Linked DNA regions of Homo sapiens: all the other regions are linked to region 2. A link is a loop called in an ENCODE intact Hi-C map of the cell type or tissue named here. Cell type or tissue: Caco-2. All regions are shown on one strand. Links, peaks and the distances in the headings refer to the core of each region. The heading gives the core; the rest is flanking DNA.

The links. A loop is a pair of places that touch in the nucleus more often than their neighbours do. Peaks named below come from ENCODE experiments on the same cell type or tissue, not always from the same donor. Only the 100,000 strongest peaks of a DNase experiment are listed, where the experiment ranks them.
Region 1: a loop joins it to region 2, with 4 times the contacts of the local background. A loop is called at or near these places in 2 of 110 quality-filtered maps.
Region 3: a loop joins it to region 2, with 8 times the contacts of the local background. A loop is called at or near these places in 7 of 110 quality-filtered maps.

What each region holds. Positions count from the first base shown.
Region 1 is chr20:15,058,373-15,066,399 of GRCh38, forward strand. All of the region lies in intron 5 of MACROD2 (mono-ADP ribosylhydrolase 2), which reads left to right. Among named protein-coding and RNA genes, the nearest start is that of MACROD2-AS1, 130 kb to the left of the region's middle. In Caco-2, for the core only: a CTCF peak has its summit at 3,685; a DNase peak (open chromatin) is centred at 3,769.
Region 2 is chr20:14,982,573-14,990,599 of GRCh38, forward strand. The region is part of intron 5 of MACROD2 (mono-ADP ribosylhydrolase 2); the gene reads left to right. Among named protein-coding and RNA genes, the nearest start is that of MACROD2-AS1, 57 kb to the left of the region's middle. In Caco-2, for the core only: no CTCF peak of the experiment used is centred there; DNase peaks (open chromatin) are centred at 2,699, 2,949 and 3,799.
Region 3 is chr20:14,339,689-14,347,715 of GRCh38, forward strand. All of the region lies in intron 3 of MACROD2 (mono-ADP ribosylhydrolase 2), which reads left to right. Among named protein-coding and RNA genes, the nearest start is that of FLRT3, 6.1 kb to the left of the region's middle. In Caco-2, for the core only: no CTCF peak of the experiment used is centred there; DNase peaks (open chromatin) are centred at 2,363, 3,467 and 5,225.

The DNA of each region.
Region 1 (8,027 bases), core at 1,319-6,318, 75 kb after region 2:
ACTCATTTTCTTCTCAATAGGGTTGCCAGATACAATACAGGACTCTCAATCAAACTTCAATATGAGATAAATAATATTGTCTTAGCATAAGTACATCCCAAATAATGTATGGAATATACTTATCCTAAAAAATTATTTGTTGTTTAACTGAAATTCAAATTTAACTAGGCATACTGTATTTCTATTTGCTAAATCTGGCAACTGTAGGTAGAAGATGTTTTTCAGGGATGTCTGCTTTTTTGGGCCAACCAAATCTGGATATTTAATTATGCTATGCTCTACTACTACAACATTATTTTTCCATGTCAAGCACCTTTTCACAAATATAACATCTTAAAAGAGCTTCGTAGAGCAACTGAATATGTTATAAACTTTTCCTTCTTTTTAAAAATGTAACCATCTGTCCAAAACTGTAACTCAAATGTTAAACATTTAGTACATTAAAAAAATTATATCAGTACCTACATGTGAGAGAGTGTTTTAAGTCAACTAGAGCGTCAACTTATAAGAAGCTATGGTTGGAAGGAAGTGACCCTTTCTACATGTCAGTCAGTATCTTCTGAAACAACTGGCAGACAGTAGGTGCTTAATGAACATTTGATGACTGACTCATAGTGTTATCTATGGTTTTATTATGTAAAATTATTTCAAGAATTTCCCCAAATTTAAATTCCAATGTTGCTAATTCATCACTGCTATATCTGTACAGTACTAGAATTACACACACAATGAAAAGAATCCTGGGCCAGACGCAGTGGCTCACACTTGTGATCCCAGCACTTTGGGAGGCTGAGGCAGGCGGATCACCTGAGGTCAGTCTGGCCAACATGGTGAAAACCATGTCTCTACTAAAAATACACAAATTAGCTGGGTGTGGTGGCGCATGCCTGTAATCACAGCTACTCAGGAGGCTGAGGCATGAGAATAGCTTGAGCCCAGGAGGTGGAGGCTGCAGTGAACCGAGATCACACCACTGCACTCCAGCCTGGGAGACAGAGCAAGACTTTGTCTCAAAAAAAAAGAATAGAAAAAGAAAAAAAAAGAAAAGAATTCTGGATGCACATTATGATTAAGTGGATCTCAGCAACTGATGTCTTCTGAGATGGGTTGTGAATATTTAATAACAGGGATTATTAGAACAAACTATTGCTTTCCTTATGGGGGCAGTAGAATTTTGTTTCTTTCAGGACCATTAAAGAGACAGCTGTGCCAGAGAAAGGACTAGTTTATCCCTTCTTTTCAATTCCATCAGGCCTGTTCTGAGCCAAATCCATTCCAATCAGTTTGACTCATTATTCTTCAAGATGGAAAGCTGGATATTTTTACCCAACATATAGGAATTTCATGTGACTTCTCAAATTCATACAAAACACTTGCAAAAGAGAACAGAATTTTTTAAGAGAAACTTTTAAAGCTCCTTGCCTCTAACATCACTTTCTTAGCTAGCCAATTTCATGTAGCCAAGGAGGTAAATGGATGTAGCTAAGTAATTTCCTTTCAATAAATTGAAATAAAGATTCCCTAAAGCTTGCTGTATACTACTAGAAGTCAGAAAAAGAAGATGACACTAGAAATAGTAAAGTATCTTCCTATCTGCTACAGATTAGAGGCAAATATAAATATGACCGCTGCCATCTCCCCCCAACAACAGTGCAAAATATTCTGGTACAAATATGTGAAGGAAAAGGCTAACACATGCATATACAAAATGCCATTTGATAGCATTCGTGTTACACCCTTGGGAAGGAGATTGCTAGCCTTGCTGTCCCTAATTCAGTTGTAAAGAAATTGTATATAACGTTTCAAGTTGGTTAAGCTGGAATTCCATTTCCAAGAATCCCCTGCCCTGTGTGATTCTGGTTGCGTTGGCTAAAAGAAGAGTTTTGAAGGTTGAAGTGAAGCAGCAACCATTCCTCTCTGAAGGTTGTCACAGTTCAATGTGGTGACAGTCGCAGAGATGCTGGCAAGTTCTGGCTTGATCTTACTCTCCTCCACCCTGCGTCTTGCTCTTCTTTCTACCTGCTTTCCCCGTTTACCAAGCACGGCCCAAGACCCAGCACCACAGGCTTGACTGCAGACCCACAGAGGCAACAGCCTCGGGGCATTTCCCTCTCTATGAACCTTCCCTTCATGCTTCTCTTGCATGGCTGGGCACCCTTGGCTTCTCAGATTGACTGGATGGTGACTTCCCCCATCTTCCAACTTTCCCCCAGCGCCTTCATTTCCCCAGCCTTTCCCACAACTGTATAAAGTCTGCTAGCTGTAACAAATCCCTTCTCCCATGGCTTCATGTGCCAAAGGTCACTGAGGATTACTGAAGCCCAGTTTCTCTGGACATCAAAGTTCTCATTTAGAACAAAGCTGCCATCAAAGTGTCTAGCTCTGCATTATGCAATAGACTGTGCCCTTGCTAAAGGTAAACTTGATGTGACTGCATTTGGATGTAACAGCCAAATATACACTAGCAGTATACCCATGAGTAATAGGAACTTCTTGAGAATAACAATCCCATCTGAGAGAAAAGCTCATACACAATGAAGCCGGCTCAGGAAGCTTAGCCTCATTACAATGCCGTGATTTTTAACTTGTGTGGGGGTGTTGCTGGTAAAATTGAGTAGCAGGCACCCTGTATGGGTGAAAGCTCAGAGAAGTTAATTCAATAAAAGTCAAGATGGTATGAAATTGCTGATGAGGGGGGACAGAATGATTTTACAGCATGTATTTTAAAAGGCCCTAATGCTTGTGATAGTGTATGCTCAGATATCTGGATTATTTCCTTCTTTGGACCACTACCATCAACTTTGAAGACAACCCTCATTTCTCAATGTGCAGGAGCTGTCTTGCCCTGCCCACTCCCTCCGTACTCACCTGTAAATGCTGCCTCCTAGAATAGCTGTGATCCTGCCTAAGGGCTTTTGTCAGGCAGCAGGAACCTTTCACCCACATGAGCAAAACAGAAATGCTGGAGTGTTCATGCCCTTGGTGGCATCACTCAATAACAATAAGGAATCAGTGGATACCTACCCGAGTGTGTGCCCTAGTCTGTCTCCCCAAGCTCTTCAGTGGGTTTGAGCTCTAGTAGCCTGCAGTGGTAATGCACGTGATAATGCACCCTGTTTTAGCTGCTCTCCCTTCCCTGTCTCACTTTCCCACTCCCGTGCTGATATTTCCTGGGATCTGCCTCCTAATAAACCACTTGCATGTGAGTCTGTGTCTCCAAGCCTGCTTCTGAGGGATTAAAACTAATGCCTTCTCCATGGCTCTTAGCCAGGGATGCTTCTTCCTGGCTATTTGTTCTCATTAAGGATTCGTTTAGGTTAAAATTTGTATTGGGTAAAAAGAGAAGGGGAAGGGGCTTTGCAGGTAAAGCAAAGATGTCTGATGATAAAGTGTACTATGATACTAAATTATAGATTTCCCTGGAAGCCTCCAAATGAATTTTGGGTCTCAGAGAGAGTTATGAGACCCGGAGGATGGTAGGAAGGGGCCTGTCTCTCTCTTTCTAAGCCCAGTGAGAGGGACTTCAACAAGACTCTTTGGGGAGCTTGATATGCACCTCTACAGGTGGGGAGACACGATGTTCTGGTGCCTGCCACCTCTCTAGAGAAGCTGAGAGTTAGAGGAGAGCAGGCAGCTTGTTGCTCTGAAGGCAGAGCAAGGGCAGATACTGCAGCCTTGGGCTTGCCCTGGGTCCTAGTGGTCACTTGCTAACATACCTTATATTTGCTGATGAAGAATGGGGGAGTGCTTCTAGTGGAAAGGAATTTGGCCTTGTGCGTGAGAGAGAGAGGGAGTGTGCATGTTCTCTTAGATCCTGAAAATAGGTAAACAGCCTCAGGAGAAAGAGGCTGGAGCAAATAGCTGCATTTCCAGGTGTTGAGAAATAGGATGGCTGAATTTAACAAAAATACAATATGCCCAGTTAAATTTAAATTTTAGTTGAGCAATGATTTGTTTTGAAAGTATAAGTAGATCCCATGCACTGACTGGGATGTACTTACGTAAAAATTATTATTTGTTGTTCAGGTGAAATTCAAATTTACCTAGACATCCTGTATTTTATCTGGCAACTCTGCTTCCAAACCGCCTCCATTTCCCAGCAGGACTAGAAGGAAGGTTCTGTAATTGTGAAAATGAAGTACTTATCATGATACCTGTAAAAAAAAAAAATCCTTGGAGTAGAAAGTGAAGGTTTTGCTGTGCTCCCGAACTGAGCTAAAGTGTTAATAAAAACTTAATGCTCAACTTAATTAATTGTTTTTTCTTTTAACTAATTAATCTATTGATCACATATTTACTGAGTGAATACTATAGGTCAGACATAGTTCCAAGCACTAGGCACACAACAGTGAACAAAGCAGATCAAGTTCTTGACCTCACAGAGCTTTGATTCTAGTGATGTCTGTACGTGGCAATCCGAATAGAACTTGGGACCAAGGAGGCCTGCAGAGTTTTGAAGCAGGTGATGGTTCCTGCCTTAGCTCTTGCAATTCTTGCCTCCTGCACTGGTGTCCAAAACTCCCCAGGGACACCATCAAGAGGAAAACCTCCATTATTGCCAGCACTGCTCGGCCTTGCTAAGATCTGTCTGCAGATGGGATTTGGGGACAATATGACTGCAGACTGCTCAGCTAGACCTGGTGCTATATATTTCCTTCATACCATACTTCATTTCCAAAGGGATTCGAAGCAGCAAACTCATGCAGCTTTATCTGCTTCACTCACTCATTCATTCGCTTCATTCAGTCAAAAAAGAGATGAGTAAGGCATGGCTCCCAGCTCACAGGGCCATGAACCATGATACGCTGGAGTAAAGGAAGGACAAGGCCCTCAAAGCAAGAAGCTACCGACTCTGGGAACTGCAAATTGCAATGTCATCATATATGATGCTGTCAAGAAAAAACAAATTAAGGAGAAACAGGAAATGCTTCAACTCCCTCTCCTATAATTCAATTACAATTTTGCTTCCTGCTTCTTTTCCTAACCCTTTCTACCACACTCTGTGAGGGTCATAGAATGAAAACAAATATAAATACTGAATTGCAACCACATGCAGATAGCACATGTAATAAAAGAAGCCTGCCTATCATGGAATTTAACATGACTGGCTGGGGGGAATCAGGCTCTTTGTCCTTTTAAACTTGGCTCATATTTTAAATGACGTTCCTCTGGGTACATCATGTTTTAGTCTAAAAGAAAAGTATCAGGCCAGTTTGTATACACATTCAAATAAATATACTTTACCAGGTAGGTGTCTGCATTAACCTAGGGAATGTATGAGTGTGTGAGTGTTTAGCCAGCCACACATATTGTGTGTATACTCACCATGTGTGTATAGAAAATGCTACCTGCATGGGTTGACAATTTGATGTTTCCTACCTTATGCTAACTATTCCCCTTTGGCCAGTTTTTTCCCCAACATCAGTAATATTATTCAGTTATTCCCTAAGGGGTGAAAATTAAGTGCTATTCTGTGTGCAGAGTAGGGGAAATTAAATCTAGCTGCAACAAGTTGGAGCTGCTCCATAATCCATAATCTGTAGCCATGATTTGATTTCCAAAATTTACTGCTGGAAATAAGGTTAATAGTCCCCACATGTTTTCGTTAAGTCTAAATTTCACCTCAATTATAGGTGAGGAAACTGAGACTCAGAGAAGCTAAAGCCCCCAGTTTAAGTTTGAAGGGCTGGTTAGTCACAGTCTCTCGCACCAGTGATTGAGTGACTACAGCCTGCTGCCCCCTTTTTTTAGAGGGTGGGTGTATACATCAAAGCCTGCATGTGTTAAATACATAGGAGGGGACCAATCTGAGTTGGTACGTGACCCCTTCACCAAAGTAGGAACTGAGAAAATGACCTTCTCCAGCTCACCTCTCTAGAAGGAGGGGCACTGATGATCTTTGGAGATGATTTTAGAGGCAAAGCTAGAAGCTGCAAGGCCACCCCAGAACCACCAAGCCCAGTGGAACGTCAGACGGCATCTGCTCAGATGCTGATCTTGTGTAATTCATAAATCACTGAGCCTGTTGACTCGGACTTCTGATGGGCTACATAAGCCCACCAAGGTATGTTTTAACTCTGCTGTCTTTGCCTTTCTAATATTTCACATTGAAGTTCTTATAATGCAGAATCTCCCTGAAACTTCTAATGGGTTTCATTCTTTTGTTGACTCTTCATTCATTCAGGTAAGTAACTTCGCATTTTTCATTTGTACTGGTATCAGCCATTTCCTAAACATTTTAATGTTGCTGGTTTTGAATAATAGCCACTCCACGCATAGCAATCTCAACCTCCCGCTCCACTCAGGCAAATGCAGCCATCCATTTACAGATGTGCATAGGAGCTCTTTGCTTATCAGGGCTGCCGTTTTCACAAGATCCCAAGCCTTATAGATTCCATTACACTCCGCAAAACGGCACACTTGGTCTTTGTGTTGTATGCACTTATGTCCAAGTTTTATGATTATTCAAGAGAGTGGTCGTGGCATAAGAACTCTGAATTAAGCCTGAGTGATGCTGGCATGCCAGAGGCAAGTGTGAGCACAGATCTTGACAGCCAAATAGCACATCCTGTTCCATATCACATAAAGTTAAGTGTGCACACCATATGAATAGCCACGTACATTATCTTATACTGCAGTTCAGAGTAGTTGGTAAACGGAAAAAAAAAGATTCTCTGTTTTCCTCATTTCTATGCATGATGACAGATCTTGACAGTATCTTGGAGGGTTGCTAATTTAGTTTCAGGCAGAACCATGCAATTCCTATTGTCTCAGCATGACTAGACCACCTCTTCAGATTTCATAATGGGAAAATAACACAATATCTGCATTTGTTCTTCTGGCAGCCAGCTAGTGGTGTGATTGCATTGTTTTCTCAATCAAGAAGTACCATTATTTCAGATAGACTGGTACATGGAAGAAGAAAAAAAGTACCATTGCTTTTGTCTTCATTGAGTTACATCAGGATGATTTTCTTTGGTAGTGTTATATTAGAGAAAGTAGGCAGGGCGCGGTGGCTCACGCCTGTAATCCCAGCACTTTGGGAGGCCGAGGCGGGCGGATCACAAGGTCAGGAGATCGAGACCATCCTGACTAACACAGTGAAACCCCATCTCTACTAAAAATACAAAAAATTAGCCAGGCTCGGTGGCAGCGGCTGTAGTCCCAGCTACTCCGGAGGCTGAGGCAGGAGAATGGCGTGAACCTGGGAGGCGGAGCTTGCAGTGAGCCAAGATCGCGCCACTGCACTCTAGCCTGGGCGACAGAGCGAGACTCCGTCTCCAAAAAAAAAAAAAAAAAGAGAAAGTAATTTACAGTTTTATTTTCTCTCATTTAAGCATCTAACATTATTATATGCCTAACAGAGTATATTTATCTCATAAAAGTTGCTGAGAATTCTTTTAAATTAAATTTACTCCGTAGTTGCATTATATTATAAAATAAGAGATGTATTCCAGGGAAGAAAGTTTTAAGTAATACTTTTATATTAATCAACTGTTGTTGCATAAGAAACAACCACAAAAAGTTTATTGGCATAAATCAGTAAACATTATTTTTCATCCACACATCTGTCATCCAGCTGATGTGGCTCTGCTCCAGGCTTGGGGGTTGAGTTTAGGTTTGCTCCACATTCTGGGGCCCAGCTTGGGAGTATTCTATCCGGTGGCTACCTAGGGCAGTGTTCTCATGTTAGAGGTCGGAAGCTCCCAGAGGGGAAAGTGAAAACAAGAGCTGCTTTCTTTTTTTTTTTTATTTTTAATTTTTATTTTTATTTTTTGAGATGGAGTCTCGCTCTGTCACCCAGGCTGGAGTACAATGGTACGATCTCAGCTCACTGCAACTTCCGCCTCCTGGGTTCAAGTGATTCTCCTGCCTCAGCCTCTGGAGTAGCTGGGATTACAGGCGCCCACCACAACGCCTGGCTAATTTTTTTGTATTTTTAGTAGAGACACGGTTTCACCATGTTGGCCAGGCTGGTCTCGAACTCCCGACCTCAGGTGATCTGCCCACCTCGGCCTCCCAAACTG
Region 2 (8,027 bases), core at 1,897-6,896:
TGGCTGAAAGGGGCCAACGCAGAGCTTGGGCCATGGCCTCAGAGGGTGCAAACCTCAAGCCTTGGCAGCTTCCACATGGTGTTGAGCCTTGTGAGTGCACAGAAGTCAAGAACTGAGGTTTGGGAACCTCCAACTAGATTTCAGAAGATGTATAGAAATGTCTGGATGCTCAGGCAGAAGTTTGCTTTAGGGGTGGGGTCCTCACAGAGAACCTCTCCTAGGGCAGTGCATTGGGCAGTGTGGGGTGGGAGCCCCCACACAGAGTCCCTACTGGAGTACTGCCTAGTGGAGCTGTGAGAAGAGGATCACTATCCTCCAGACCCCAGAATGGTAGATCCACTGACAGCTTGTACCATGTGCCTGGAAAATCTGCAGACACTCAATGCCAGCCTGTGAAGGCAGCCGGGAGGGAGGCTGTACCCTGCAAAGCCACAGGGGTGGAGCTACCCCAGACTATGGGAACCCACCTCTAGCATCAGTGTTACCTGGATGTGACATATGGAGTCAAAGGAGATCATTTTGGAGTTTTAAGATTTGACTGCCCTGCTGGATTTCAGACTTGCATGGGCCCTGTAACCCCTTTGTTTTGGCCAATTTCTCCCATTTGGATCAGCCATATTTACCTAATGCCTGTACCCCCATTGTATCTAGGAAATAACTAACTTGCTTTTGATTTTACAGGCTCATAGGCAGAAGGGACTTGCCTTGTCTCAGTTGAGACTTTGGACTGTGGACTTTTGGGTTAATGCGGAAATGAGTTAAGACTTTGGGGGAGTGTAGGGAAGGCATGATTGGTTTTGAAATGTGAGGACATGAGAATTGGGAAGGGCCAGGGGCAGAGTGATATGGTTTGTCTCTGTGTCCCCACCCAAATCTCATCTTAAATTTCCATATGTTGTGGGAGGGACCTGGTGGGAGGTAATTGAATCATGGGGGCGGGTCTTTCCTATGCTGTTCTCGTGATAGGGAATAAGTCTTAGGAGATCTGATGGCTTTAAAAATGGGAGTTTCCCTGCACAAGCTCTCTTCTCTTGTCTGTCACCGTGTGAGATGTGCCTTTCACCTTCCACCATGATTGTGAGGCCTCCCCACCAACATGGAACTGTAAGTTCAATAAACCCCTTTCTTTTGTAAATTGCCCAGTCTCGGGTATGTCTTTATCAAGTGTTAAAGTGGACTAATACAGCATGCTAATATGTGTGTGTGTGCATGCCTACACTTGTGTGTTTTAAATAAATAAAGGTCCTCCAATAATGGTAAGTAGTAATGATACTGGTAATATGAATGGTAGTCTGTCAGTAGTAATGAAGCCTTTGTTCGGGAAATATGACTTTTGAAATGTAGAATTCATGTCAGTCATTGGAATAGACTAGTACCTTTGACGTGCAGAAGCCAATCTGATTGCTAAGGTGAAGCTCATAGCCTAGACTTGGTTCAGGGGGACTCCCTCCTGCTATTAAGGTTAGAACCAGGGTAGAAGTTGGCTGCTGCTTCAAAGGGCTGGAAACTCTGAATACCTACTTAAGTACAATAGCCCACTCCTCTGATAAGCTGTGATTGGTTTGCTTTTTTCTCCCTCCAGCACATGATTTTGATTTTACTCCTTTCAGCTTTAGAGCTGCCTTAAAGATTAATTTAATCTAATTTCATATTGGTTATAATTCTGGAGTTTGTAGGTAGGAGAGTACAATGAGGTTTTTAAGATGGCCCCTGGGATGTTCTTGGGCGGAGAACTAGTAGTAGCAGGATTAGTGACAAAAGGCAATAGGTTTTTGTTTGTTTGTTGGTTGGTTAATTTTTTTTCTGTTTGTTTACTAAAATGCAGATTTCACCAAAGCAAGAATATCCGGAATAGTCAGGATGTGCTTAGTCAGTTACCTCTGTGGGCGGATGCTCCCCTTGCTCTTTTTTCCTTTCCTTTTATTGGTAACTTGTAATCAGCTGCTACTTTAGTTTAATGAGAAAAATAACAGTTTACATTACATCTAGATTAAAGAAACTGCTAGACGAACAGGGGTGGGCAAGTTGTCAATGGCATCTAATAAATAGTAGTAAGTAATTAGCACAGGTCTGATGGATTTGAAGGAAAGTAAAAAACTAGGGAAGAGGAATTGTGGATTGGGGAAACATAGCTGTAATTTGAGAATAACACATCAAGAAAATAAGAATGAAGCACTGAAGTCAGAGATCTGTGGGGACTGTGTTGGGGAGAGGGTTGGGGGCATCTCGTCTGAGGAACAAATAGAGTAGAGGAACATCTCATGCTGGGTTTGTACTCTGCTCACCCTGCTCCACTCCACCTCTCAGGCTTTTGGTTTTATCAGATTGTGTCTATAACAAAGCCAGATAAAAGTGACAAAGAAGTGCAGTTCAAGGTTCTGCTGTCCTTCCCTTGTCTCTGGGAGTTAGCAAGTCACCTTTAAATGAGAAAACAGTGTGACCTTACGTACTTCACACGGCCATTCTGAGACAAAGTTGGAGAAGTGTCATGCATCACTGCACTCTTCTAAGGGGTGGAAGGAATCAAGCATATTCCAGACCTAGGAGGGATTTCTTAGGAATTCACACTGATGTAATTTCAAAACTCCCAAGACAGCCACCACTTGTCTGGCATTAGCTAACCTATGACACTTCACTCAATTGCATTTTGAGCTCCTGACTTAGTTCATTCAGTAACGTTTTTGCCCCAGGATGCCAAAGCAAACACTGGTCCTGAACTTTGCCTCTTGAACTACATTCTTCACCATGATGCCCTTCCAAATTCCCTATAGATGTTTTCACTACTGGTGTGTACAGGAAGGAAGTTCACTTTGACTAATAACCAACTCTGTTATTTCTAGTGGAGTGATCATTTGTCTCTTCTGTCCATTGGCCTCCCTTTGATTCAAGCAGTGGGGTGTGTAGAGGAAGCTCTGCATCCACTTGACAAGCCTTTTAGGTCCCAACAGCAGTGGACTCCTTATCAGGGCTACTCATAAAAGGCTAACCTTCCAAAGGAAACTTGTCAGGGCTCAGCTGTTGGCAAGATGGATTAACAAGTGCTTCCAGCTAATGGAGTAGACATTGGTGACTTAATGAGGGTAGTTTGAAATCTTAGCTGTATTCTCTTATTCTTTTTTTTTTTTTTTTTGAGGATGATAAATGAGTTTAGTTCTTTCTTAGCTAAGAAATGCCAATGATTTATTTTTATTATTCTTATTTTTATTTTTTATTTTTTAGAGATATGGGGCCAGGGTCGGGGGCAGGGAAGGAAGGGAAGTCTCACTAGGTTGGCCAGAATGGTCTCAAACTCCTGGCCTCAAACAATCTTTTCACCTGGTCCTTCCAAAGTGCTGGGATTACAGGTGTGAGCCACCTTGCCCTGCAGAAATACCAATTATTAAAAACTCAGAGGTTGTAGTGCAACATATTTGGGAGTGGTCACACCCCATGGCCTTTGATTTTAGTCTGAAGATTGAAAATAACCTTTGGATTTTACCTTGACAAGGAAGTTGTTCCTCAGTGGACACAGACATCATAGTTGGCATAGAAACAGCTGTTGGGTTATTCCTGGGCCATTGAAGACATGGCACCTGGCCCAGTCTGAATGGTTGTTCTCTCCTGGTTGCTTGTTTAAATAAAGGTTAAGCAAAAATTCTTTTTTGGTTTTGATTTCAGGAAGAAATAAGGGAGTGACTGCAATGTTATCTGAAAATGAGCATTTCCTGTTTCCTCAGGCATTTCTTTATGACCCCCATTAAAGTTAATGAATAACCAAGTGTCTGACACAGTTGAGCGTAATATGCCTCACCTAAGGTTCCCGGTGGCTGCACATTTTTGTGGGAAATGACCTTCAGTTCCTGCAGATCCATTATTAGGCAATCTCTTAGTTATAGACTTTATCTTCCCAAAACATTCAAATCACATATTAGCCAAATCACTTAGATACCGTCCTAAGTGCTGGAACTCTTTAAGTCTTGTTAGCAGAAAAGGCTAAAGTTTAGGTAAATAAGCAGATCTGTTCCACAAATGATTCCTCACCTTAGGTATTTATGAAAAAGCTCTGATAAACTTTTGAAAGCAGAAAAAGACGTTAAAAAATCTTACTGTGAGCCTGAAAACATAAACATAAATCAGCTAAAAGATAATTTGCCTTAATAGGTAGTGGGCGATGGGGGAGGAGAGTGATCAGGGCTCACCCTGGCAAAATTGTCTCTGCCGGATGTTTCAGGTTCGCCTTCTCTCCCCGTCACCTCCTCAGAATCTTAGGAGACCACATAGGATCAATCCTTGTTCAAAGGCAAAGGCAAAAAAAGTATGACTGCAAATATGTGAAGTACGATTTGGCACGGAGTTCATTTTGGGACCCTAAGTCCTCTAGGCGGTACAGCTATATATTGCAATGGACTGAGTGTTTGACACACTTGCCCAGAACTCCTGCATACAAATGAGGAGTGGCATCCTTAACCTCAGGCAGTTAAATGTTCCATTCCCCTGAAACTACCATTTTCCAAAGAGCTTTGGAATTGTCTTAGGGCCTATTTAAATGCCATAGGAAAAAAGTTAATTTCATTTCTTTTTATGGTCCCATGTCATTTTTAACCCCTAGTAGTAGCAGTATTTCTAGCTGTTAAAAGTAAGTATTTTTGAGTCACAAATCTAACAATTGATTTGTGGCAATTTGTTTAACCTCCTAGAGCCACAGCTTACTTATTTCTGGAATGGTATGATAGTAAAATCTACCTTATGGGGCCTCTCTGAGGATTATGGATAAAGCGGTTAACACAATTCCAGGCAACTAGTAAGCATTCAAAATGTGTTACTATTATTACTGGGATTGTTGCCGCCGTTGTTATTAAACAACTTGTTCACATACCTTTTTTCACTCGACTTGGCTCAGAATTCTACCAGACTGTTCAGAAAAATCAAGTGTGTGTTTAATGTACAGTATTTTAAAGTCACAAATCCAGAGGCTTTTAAGAATAAGTTACAAGGTCTGAAGTGATTTTTGAAAGTACACTGAGCGGAGTAGATCCTGTTGAATATATTCCAGGCTCTAAAATGACTATTTCTAAAGGAGATGATGCTGTGGAATATGTTATAAAGGAACAAAAAATTACTTTACTCTGTAGACACATTTCATAGTTTTTGTGCAATTTTCTAGTTTCAACAGCTTGTCCAATATGTATTGAATATATATTCTATGAATGATATGTGCTAGATTCTCCTTGGGATGCCATGTTATAGAGGTCTTCAGAACGCTTTCATTAAGATTCATTCATATGTCAGGACTTAAGATATATATATATATAAGAAATCTCATGAACAGAAGTTTCAGAAATCAGTTCATTGCTTGCCTGAATTCAAGGAGAAAGAAGTCTTCAGAGTGAAGCTCTGGATCTAGGAGAGAATTTTCTCCTCAGCCTGTTTTCAGGAAGTGGCTTCTGTGTCCTCTGTGCTTGGAAATTGGACGATTTTGGTTAATGTGGAAGATCTTAATGAATACTTTCTAAGAGTAAGGCTATATACAGGTCAGGCACGGTGGCTCATGCCTGTAATCCCAGCACTTTGGGAGGTCGAGGCGGGCAGATCACCTGAGGTCAGGAGTTCGAGATGAGCCTGGGCAACATGGCGAAATCCCGTCTCTACAAAAAATACAAAAACTAGCAGGGCGAGGTGGCGTACACCTATAATTTCAACTACTCGGGAGGTTGAGGCAGAAGAATTGCTTTTACCTGGGAGGCAGAGGCTACAGTGAGTAGAGATTGTGCCACTGTACTCCAGCCAGAGAATGAGACTCTGTCAAAAAAAAAAAAAAAAAAAGGCTTTATAAATATCAATATCAAGTCCATCCCTCCTTGCCCTGTGTTTATGGGGAACAGTAGCAACATGGCCAAAGTCTTGCCCAAGGCGAGGTTTAAATTTTGCAGAGGCATTTGACTCTCTTACAGATTGTCTTCAAGAAACAGGAAGGAAGGGTTTCTTCAGAAACTCCTGGAGGAATCTATGTTTTTAAGTGACATTGATGCTTCATATGTTTGCCTCTGAAGATATAACTTGTTTTATTGGAGACTGAAACTACCTATTTGCTATATCTGAGAGGTTACTCATCAGTACCCACATCTGGCATTCGCACTGACCATTCTTTGTACAAGAGCTTGGTTTTAAAGGCCATAAATCTGATATCTACACTAGATTGAAAACTATCTAATAAAGCTCCTTCTCAAGCATAATTTACTACGGTGGGATGCTGATGAAACAGAAGGATTTACATATGAGTTTTATTTTTAAAAATTTATTTGTAACATCAATGTCCGGAATTTCTGCAGACATTTAAAATTATTGTTTAATATTTAAATTATTTATTCTAAAAATATACTTTCACATGGGGTATATAAATAATAAAGACTTAGATTAAAAGAAGAAACACAGGTAAGATTATGTTTATAAAAATAAAAACAATGTTTATGTAAGTAATTAATTAAAAAGTATTCTGTGAATACAAAGCAGTATCAAGATGTGTGTGTTTGAATTATATGGTTTTTTTTAAAAAGTATGTTACCATATAGCGACATATAGAATTTTAGCTTTTTTGGAAACAATCCCAATTATTTCATATATTACTTTTCTGGATGAAGGGATGGTATGGAATAATGGAATAATCAGTGGATATTCCTGATAATGTTTTAAAAATAGAGAAATATCCTGGGTGAAGAAAACTTCCTTTGGTGTTGATTTGGATCTGATTAATGATTTTGATACCAGTGGGCTAGGGAAGATCCCCAAATGCCAGTGAAACCTTGGCCTCAGCTGCTGTCCAGGCTCTTGACACCGTCCTGAGAATGAATTCAAGGATGAGTTGGAAAATAGTGGAAGTACACAGATTTATTACAAAGCAAAAAGTACGCATTCAAGAAAGGGCAGTGCAGGCAGATTCAAGAAAAGGGAGTGGAGGCAGACTCAAGAGAGAGTCAGGTGCAAGGGGGTTGGGACTGCTACCTTTATGGGATTCTGTAACCAAGGGGTAGAAGATTCATGAAGATTCCTGGAACAAGGTGGAGATTTCTTGGAACTCTGGTACCACCCATTTTTGCACTAAATATGGATGTTTCTAGAACTGTCATAGCGCTGGTGGGTGTGTAATTTAAGATGTTAATGAGCATATAATAAGGTCCTAGGTGAAATCTAGGTCAAATCCAGTGCTATGTTGGGTCCGGTCCGTTTTAGGTCGGTCATAGCTTGGTCCACACCCAGATTTTTTCAGGATCTTATCTACCCCTAGCTTCTGCAGCTATTTCAACCGTTTCTTTTTGCTAGTCATGTGAAACTGCTGCCTGGAATTTTCTATGTTCCTACAATCACCCTGTATTATTCCTATGTCAATTTTAAAAGGAATTATTTGTCTCTGGGGATCTTCATGAGCTGTGGTTTCTCTGGGGATCTTGATGAGCTGTGGTTACATAGCTCTAAAATGGTCCTGAGGATGGGTCAGTTTTTACAAGTAGCCGGCAGCTTAAATGGGGTAGGCAGTTACACTGGTCATTTCACTGAATACATCAGCTGGCCTGGCATTTCACTTGAGGTCACCAATTCTGAGCCCCAGAGAGGAGCCAGCTGTTCACATTTCCAAAACCCCTATGTCAACGAATGGGTTTTGGAAATGTGATCAGCCTCATATTTAATATCGGGAGATACACAATAGATAAAAAATGTTGCCTTTGGAAGGATGTGACTTGAATAATGCTGCAAAAGGTGGAACACAATTTGAGTGAGTTAAGAAGCCCAGGGTAGTTATTTTGGAAGTTGCAGATTTGCTAGCCTGCTATGTTGAGATATCTCTGAAGACAGGGGCTCAACTCCACCAGGACCTGAGGTCTTTGCTTAAATAACCCCACATAAGGCCCTTGTTTCTTCCAAGGACCAAGAGAACTGAGAGCTCTGTTTCCTTTTTTTTTTTCTTTTTCTTTTTTTTTTTTTTTTGAGATGGAGTCTCGCTCTGCCGCCCAGGCTGGAGTGCAATGGCGCGATCTCGACTCACTGAAACCTCT
Region 3 (8,027 bases), core at 1,319-6,318, 640 kb before region 2:
GTTGCCCTAGGCTTTGGTTTCATCACTTGACAAATAAAGGCAGCAAGGATTTATTAAATGCCAATTATTTTTTGTTGCTTTTTTTCCCCTTTTAAGCTATGGATTAAAATATGGGAAAAGAAAAGAAATTGTGAAAATATATTCTATACTGGGGTACTGACTTTGGGGGCAAACTCTTAGTAGAATCTGTGGCCTCCTATTCTGTCCAAAAATATATACTCTTTTGCTGCATACATAGTTTTTCACTTCCCGCTCTTATCAGCTACCTGAAATGCTACTAGTTGAAGGTGAATTTATAATAATGTGTGCCCCCTTTGAAATAGTATGTACAATCTCTGGAAACATGAGGTTATCATGAGTTACTTCAGATTGCCCTCCTCTTTTGTTTTCTAAGGCACTTTGGCTACAATAAGGGGATGACTGTTTTGATTGAAGGGGATGGAATGCTGGCAATCTTTAGCATGAAACCCTTTTGGCTGTAATAGGAAGGGAGGAGGTGGATTCTCATATCAGGAAGGACTTGGCTCAGGGTAGAGGACAACCAGTGTAGTAGACCTGGGTAGTTTAAGAACATGGGCTTCAGAGATTAGCACAGCTGGGCTCCATGTTGGCTTTGCCACATGACTGTAGACAAATTACTTAATCTCTTTGAGTTTGTTAGCTCAGTGCCTGACTCATAGTAAGTGCTCAATAAGACGATAGCTGTCATTATTTAAGATGGGGGACATCCAAGCACCTGGAACAAAAAGGACACTAAGAATGGGAGAAGAATACACAAAGGGAGGTAGTACAGGGCCAATAACAGATTTTTGGAATTTTTCAAATTTCTCTTTGAAGTAATTTTACAGTCAGTAAATGGAAGTGGAAAAGAGGAATAGAAGAGCATTTCATTGATTTTTTTTTTCTCTTGTACTTACACATCTCATGACCTCATGTTCCCAGAACTTAACACTTAGTTGGGTTCTAGTAGATATTTTGGGTTGAAAAGATGTTTGCTGTTTTGCATTTTGTTCTGTTTTGTTGGCTAGCCTGTGAATCTAGCATTGTACGTGAGAAAGTGCATTTCAGATTGAAAGCAACTGGTTTGGAAATGAACTTCAATAACATATCCCAGTTTTAAAACTCTAGGACTATCTAAACTTGTCATCTCAAAGGACTTTGTGGTGTTCTTTGTTTGTTTTTATGAGAAAATGTGAGATGTTCACTAGTGGACATGAAAGTAGATTGGATTTGGAATTGGGTTTCCCAGGTTCTGCCATTTACTTGTATATCCAGACAAAAAAATGAAAAACAACATACACACAGAAGCCTCAAATCTGTCTTTTAGTTACCAACTACCAGCTGAAACTGACTAAAACACACAGTCATTTCATGGAACAATACAATTCAGGTCTGTCTAGAGTTAAGCTACCTCATTCACACATTCATTCATTCAGTCTTCACATTCATTTATTCATTCATCATATACATATTTATTGACTCCCTGTGTAAAAGAAACTAGTAGGACTAGATGATCCCCAAACTATCTCCAACTATGAAGTTCTGAGATTTAATCTTAGAAGACATTAAGGTTCTTTTAAGCCTAAGAAACATTCTTCATGATTTTCCTTTCCCTCAGCATTCTTCATGAGAATAAAATCTTCAAAATTGTGTAAAGAAAACAGTTTGGATGGGCGCAGTGGCTCATGCCTGTAATCCCAGCACTTTGGGAGGCCGAGGCGGGAGGATCACCTGAAGTCAGGAGTTTGAGACCAGCCTGGTTAACGTGGTGAAACCCCGTTTCTAGTAAAAATACAAAAAGTTAGCCGGGCGTGGTGGCACGTGCCTGTAATCCCAGCTACTTGGGAGGCTGAGGCAAGAGAACCACTTGAACCCAGGAGGTGGAGGTTGCAGTGAGCTGAGATTGTACCATGCACTCCAGCTTGGGCAGTACAAGCGAAACTCCATCTCAAAAAGAAAAGAAAAGAAAAAATAGTTCATACTTTTGATAGATTAAATGTCTTGGACTGTTATTAGTTAAGATACTTTTGGTTGCAAGTCATTGAAGATCTAAGCCTTACCTGCAAAATCAACAATGGGAATCCATTGGTTCATGTAACTGAGAAGTTAAAATGTATAGTACAACTTCAGGTAAAGCTTGATACATGGCTTAAAATATGTCAATAAGAATACAGTTTCTCTCTGGCTCTCTGTCCTGCCTTTCTCATTGTTGGCAGCCTCCTCAGGCTATATACAGTGGACCTTTGGCAGCTCTGGGATTTCCTCTTAGGCAATAACAGTTCCACATATCACATTCCCATAACACAATGTTCAAGGGAGAGAAGCGTCCTCCAAAAGCCCCTGCACGGAGCCCTGGGGGGGTCACTGTTTCTCATTTGCTTAAACTTGATCACAGGTTCATTCCCGAACCTATTACATGGGTGGGGAGATAACGCTGGTGAGCTTAAGCCCAATGCAGGAGCTGCAGATAAGCCCAGCCTTACTCAGACACAGAACTGAGAATGGAGGACAGGGCATGATCCAAAGGAAAATGGGGTACTCTTAGGTTGAGAAGGAAGGAGTGGATGCTAAGGATCAGCTCATTTTCAGAGGTTTTACCATGCTGAAACTTGGGCATATTTTATACATGTATAAACTTGAAACTGCTCTTTTTCTCTTTGTCTTTTTTTTCTTAAGCCAGAGTTTCTGTTAAAATTGCCAAAACATCTTTAAAAGATACTCTTATTTGTAGACGCTCTCAAGTCTAGCCCAGATTTTTCTGTCAACAGGTAGTGATGCATGTCAGGGCACATCAGTATTACATCTTAGCATAAGCCTATAGGATGTTAATAAAATATATAGAGAGTGCACTATCTGTAATTCTGTGAAGTCAGGCCAGATGCTTAATGTAGTAGTTAGAAACTATACCACATCTTTCTCAACAATTCCAAAGGGTATTGGAGAAATAATTAGATTTTAGCAGGTCACGGATGCCTTAGAATGCCGAAAGGTTTTGAAAATGCTACGTTAAACTGTTCTTTTGTTCTGATATTTGCCTTTTATTAGTCAACACTTAAAATGTACCTAAAAACAATCACATAACCCTTTTAACTATATTCCCAAAACATTCTGCACTGGAATGAGATCTGTCATTACAGGACTTGAAACAGATATCAAAGCAAAATCAGAGTGGTTATTTCCCTGCCTGCCTGCCTGCTTGCCCACCCTCTGGTACACCCTTCTTTTCCCCAACACTCATGTTGGACTGTTACACTTTGGGGACTGGGAGAAATGCAATTAAAAATCACAACTGAGAAAAAGCACCTCCTTGGCCTCCCAGGAAAGAAAGGAGGAATTGTGGTTCAGAATAAGCTAGTAAAAGTCACGGGGTGTGGCAGTAGCTGGTGCAAAACTAGAAGCCTGCTGATCCCTACTTTCTTCCCTCTTCAGCACCTCCATATATGGCCATGCAGATACAGCATATAGAACTCCAGCTGATATAGGTCAAAGCTGTGTCCTTGACCCCTTGCCACTCCCCAGTGCCCTGTCCCCTTCACTTGTTTTAAAATGTTAAAAAAAAAAAAGACTTAAAATGATCCTTGAAAAAAATGAGAGACTTGGAGGAAGCAGATTGAGTCAATCATTTCTATATGATACTTTCTATGTGGCCCTGAGAAAATAACTGGAGCTCTTTGAGCCTTAGTTCCTTTATTTATGAAGACAGGTATGTGGCACCCACCTAATTTCCTATTATGGACTTCAAATAAAGTGGTGGATGTAATAGTTCACTACTAAATCCGAGAAAGCACATACCAAGACTGAGTTGAAACCTGGGGATAGTTGCTTTTAATCTTCATAGTGATGAGTGGGGCCAGGATCAGTTCAAAAGAAACAATTCACTAATGTCAAATTGAACTGTGTGCTTTAACAATTTATCTTTGGGAATGAAACAATTTGAGAAATGCTTCTGCCTTCTCTCCTGGATGCTAGACTTTGAGATAACAGTATCTAACCCTGGTTCTGAGACTTAATTACAAATCAAAGGACAAATTCCTTATCTTTGGCAATGATTAGTATAAAATACAGCTTTGGAGGAATGACTAACAGTTAATAGGAGCAGATCAATATGTGTCTGATTATTGACATGTGGATCAACAAGATATTATACAAGTGGATTGCCCTGAAGCACGTGATTTTCTCTGTGTAGCCAGCTACTGCTGTCAGTTTGGACCAAAGTGGTCGTCATTTTGAAACCATCTTATTGTTTCACTATTTCTGGAGTATTGGTGCTAATTTTAGACACACAAATAGACTTTCTGAAAGGAAGATTTTCTGAAATTGTCAGATTTTTTTTTCTGGAAACTGGCTCTGTAGTTCTCCTTGTATTGGAGATTATCTCTTTGCTATTTCTCTGCAGTCTAGACTACTTGGGTACATTAACATGCTTAATGTTGAAAGAAACATGTTTAAGGTAGAGTCAAAGACTGTTTTCTATTTTATCAGTTTATTAATGACTATGGAAATTGCCCTTCATTGGCACTGTCTGCAGGAAGCAGATTTACTACAATTAGCATTTATTGCCCCTTGGGAACTGATATGAACTGATTATTTGCCAGATTTTCGGGGATCAAGTATCAGTTGATTAGATTTGGATTATGTAAATGTTTTACAATCTATTCCAAATAAAATAAGTTAAAAATTAAGTCACATTTACCATTGGGAAATTTTCTGTAAAATATAAAGGTACTTAAATTTTCTAAGCATGATTTATGATAAATATGTTATATATTAACTAGACTCACTTAGTTCATTCTGTAAATGATTAACCTCAAATTTGAGGAATTTGAAAACATTTTATAATTTTTTCACTAGTTTTGTTTGTTTTTTGTTTTGTTTGACATTTGAAGTGTATTCATGCTGGAAATTCACAAATACTTTGCTAGGTTTCCTATGTGGATTTAAAAATTAAGATCTAGACTGAACAAGTTTATTTAAAGTACACAAATATTGCCAAAATGTATTTATAGTTTAATGAGCTTTCATTCTTATGTTCAAAGTTGTTTTAAAAATTGAAGGTAGACTTGAAAAAGAATAAAAAAGTGTGTCACTTTTTAAAGTTATTAATTTTTGTTTGGAGAAATTCAAGGAGCTTTTTGGTTGTTTAATTCTCATGTGTACATAGAAGCAACACACAACTGTTTGAGCAGCTTTGGATGTAACCCCTCTTTGTTTTCTTCAGTAGCCCAGGGAACAGACTTGTCACTCTTAAGTGCTCACGTGTAATCCTGTCCTCCCTTTCTTCCCCAAGGCAAATCAGAAATAAGCTTATCAGATCATATCTTATTAACAAAGAACAAAGGATTTTGACTGACCAAAGAGTAGGAAAGGACTAGCAAAATATAAATGTTAAATGTTTGCTGCCAAAAATCCTAGTTTGACAGTGGTTTTAGGTAACTAAACTTTTTTTGAAAGTAGGATTTACATATTTTTAAAACATTTGCCTGAATTATACTTTGTCTAGGATTTTAAGTGCATTAGTTAATGGCTTTACCTATATTTTATATATGAATTAAGTACAATTGTCACTCATTATTATTGTCATTGTTATTATTATTTGTTCCTTACAAGCAAATCTTTCTAGCTTATATCTGAGAGAAGTTAGAGACAATTATATTATATCCTATGTGTTTTCAGTATAAAGTGTTTTAACAGAAAGTATAAATAGCCTTCTAATAAAGGGAGAAGTGTTTTTCTGATAGAAAGTACAATACATTATTTAGGTAATTATAAGGAACTTTTAAATCATATTTGTGTCTTGTTTTCTTGGTTATTTTTATTTGAAGGTTTTTTTTTTTCTTAGATGGAGTCTTACTCTATCGCCTAGGCTGGAGTAGCTGGGACTACAGGAACGCACCACCATGCCTGGCTAATTTTTGTATTTTTAGTAGAGATGGGTTTTGCCATATTGGCCAGGCTGGTCTCGAACTCCTGACGTCAGGTGATCTGCCAGCGTTGGCCTCCCAAAGTGCTGGGATTATAGGTGAGAGTCACCACACTTGGCCTGAAGATGATTTTTCTATAAGGACAACAAGTTGTTCATTATTTAGAGTTGTGATAGTAGGAAGGAAATAACTTTAGAAAGGAAGACAGCAGGCTGGGCAAGGTGGCTCACACCTGTTATCCCAGCACTTTGATCACGAGGTCAAGAGATCGAGACCATCCTGGCTAATATGGTGAAAATAAAAATATAAAAAATACTACTAAAAATACAAAAAAGTTAGCTGGGCGTGGTGGTGGGCACCTGTAGTCCCAGCTACTTGGGAGGCTGAGGCAGGAGAATGGCGTGAACCTGGGAGGCAGAGCTTGCAGTGAGCCGAGATTGCACCACTGCACTCCAGCCTGGGTGACAGAGTGAGATTCTGCCTCAAAAAAAAAAAAAAAAAAAAAAAAAAAAAAAGTAAGAGAGCAATTCCCTTGTGAAAATCAGGCTTGCATTTTCTTGAAGTTTGAAGTTTAAAGTAACCTAACTTTATCACAAAAACAATAATGATCCCAAATATATTTGGGAAGAAAGATAAATTTTTAATCCATATGAATAGCAAAAACATAAACACTACAAGACGTATGAATGTAGTGTTTCTATTTTGTTTGCTGTATGTTCTGTAGACTTCCTGTGTGGCTCACATTCTATCAATTGTTTTTTTAAACTTTCTTTTCCCTTGGCTTCTTTGCTCCTACATTATCTGATTCTGCTTAAGGAAGAGCCCCTGAACAAAGAACAGATATTACCATCTCCATTCTAATATAGCTGATTTCTAGTAATTGTATAGCAGATGCTCGTTCAAGCACCTATTTATGTGTATTCTAACAAAAACATGGTATTCAGGCTCAGAGAGGTTACAGTTTTTTAAAACACTTTATCCAACTTACTAGCATTCTCTTTGTTTTGTTTAGATTGATTTTACTATCATCTAAGTCTCAGAATTTGCTAATTAGGAGGAATGGGTGGTGATGTCTAAGTAATCTGTTGCTTTGAGAGTGTTTAGTAGAAACTCAGACGGAACAAAAGGAGTAAGAAGGAGAAGGTAGAACAGGTACTCTAAGAGGACCCCTAGTTTAATGCCTTGTTTGCCACGTGTCTTCCCTTGGTCAGTTTTTCAACAAATGCTTATTGAATAGCAAGGTGTGCCTCATAAGTCTGATCTCTTTTACTATATTCTCTGTTTTTCAAAGACTTTATAACTAACTTTCCCAAGTTGGTCTGTCCACTTATACATAGATTATAGGTTGGACAAAACCATCTCATGACATAGATATATAGGTTCTTGAGCAATCTCAAAGAAATGACAAAGAAACTTTTTCGTGGTCTGTGGGTGAGAAGGTCAGCAACAATTTAACCAATGTGCTCTAGATCACAAAACGTATTTGAAATGAGACTGAAAGCAGCTAGAGGAAAAGTTTTTGAAGAGATAGTAAGGAGAGAATCAGAGGTGCTAAGATAGCAACAGCATGTTAATTTGAGGTGAAAAGTGTCCTAATTAGTAGGTAGATTTTGGACTCTTTATCAGTTACTATGGTGGTAAGTGCAAGCAAGGAAGACAGAGGAAATTCTCTAGGAACATTCATAATGCACATATGAGAGGTCACCCATCCTTGTAGTGCGTTTTGGGGATGGATAGAGGAATTTGCTGAATTATAGAGGCCAATTATGAAAAAGAAAGTACGTAGATTTGGGCTAAATAATAATATCGATGTAATGAGACTAGTATTCTAATAATGATAATAGCATGAAAAGAGTAGTGGACAGCTAAATATAGACGAAAATATAGTAAAATCTGATTGTACAGGATGGTAAGGGTACACAAATATGGAGATGTGTTACTAGTCTGGAATGTGACCTAATCCTGCTGATTTCCATCTTTTGCTCTTCCAGGGAAGAGAGATGAGGCTTTCCAAAAGCTGCCACTTTTAAGTTTACAGGAGAATCCATGGGATTCCCAAGTTTTTATCTGTTCTGTATTCAGAAATGCAATTCCTTGGCTAAGAAA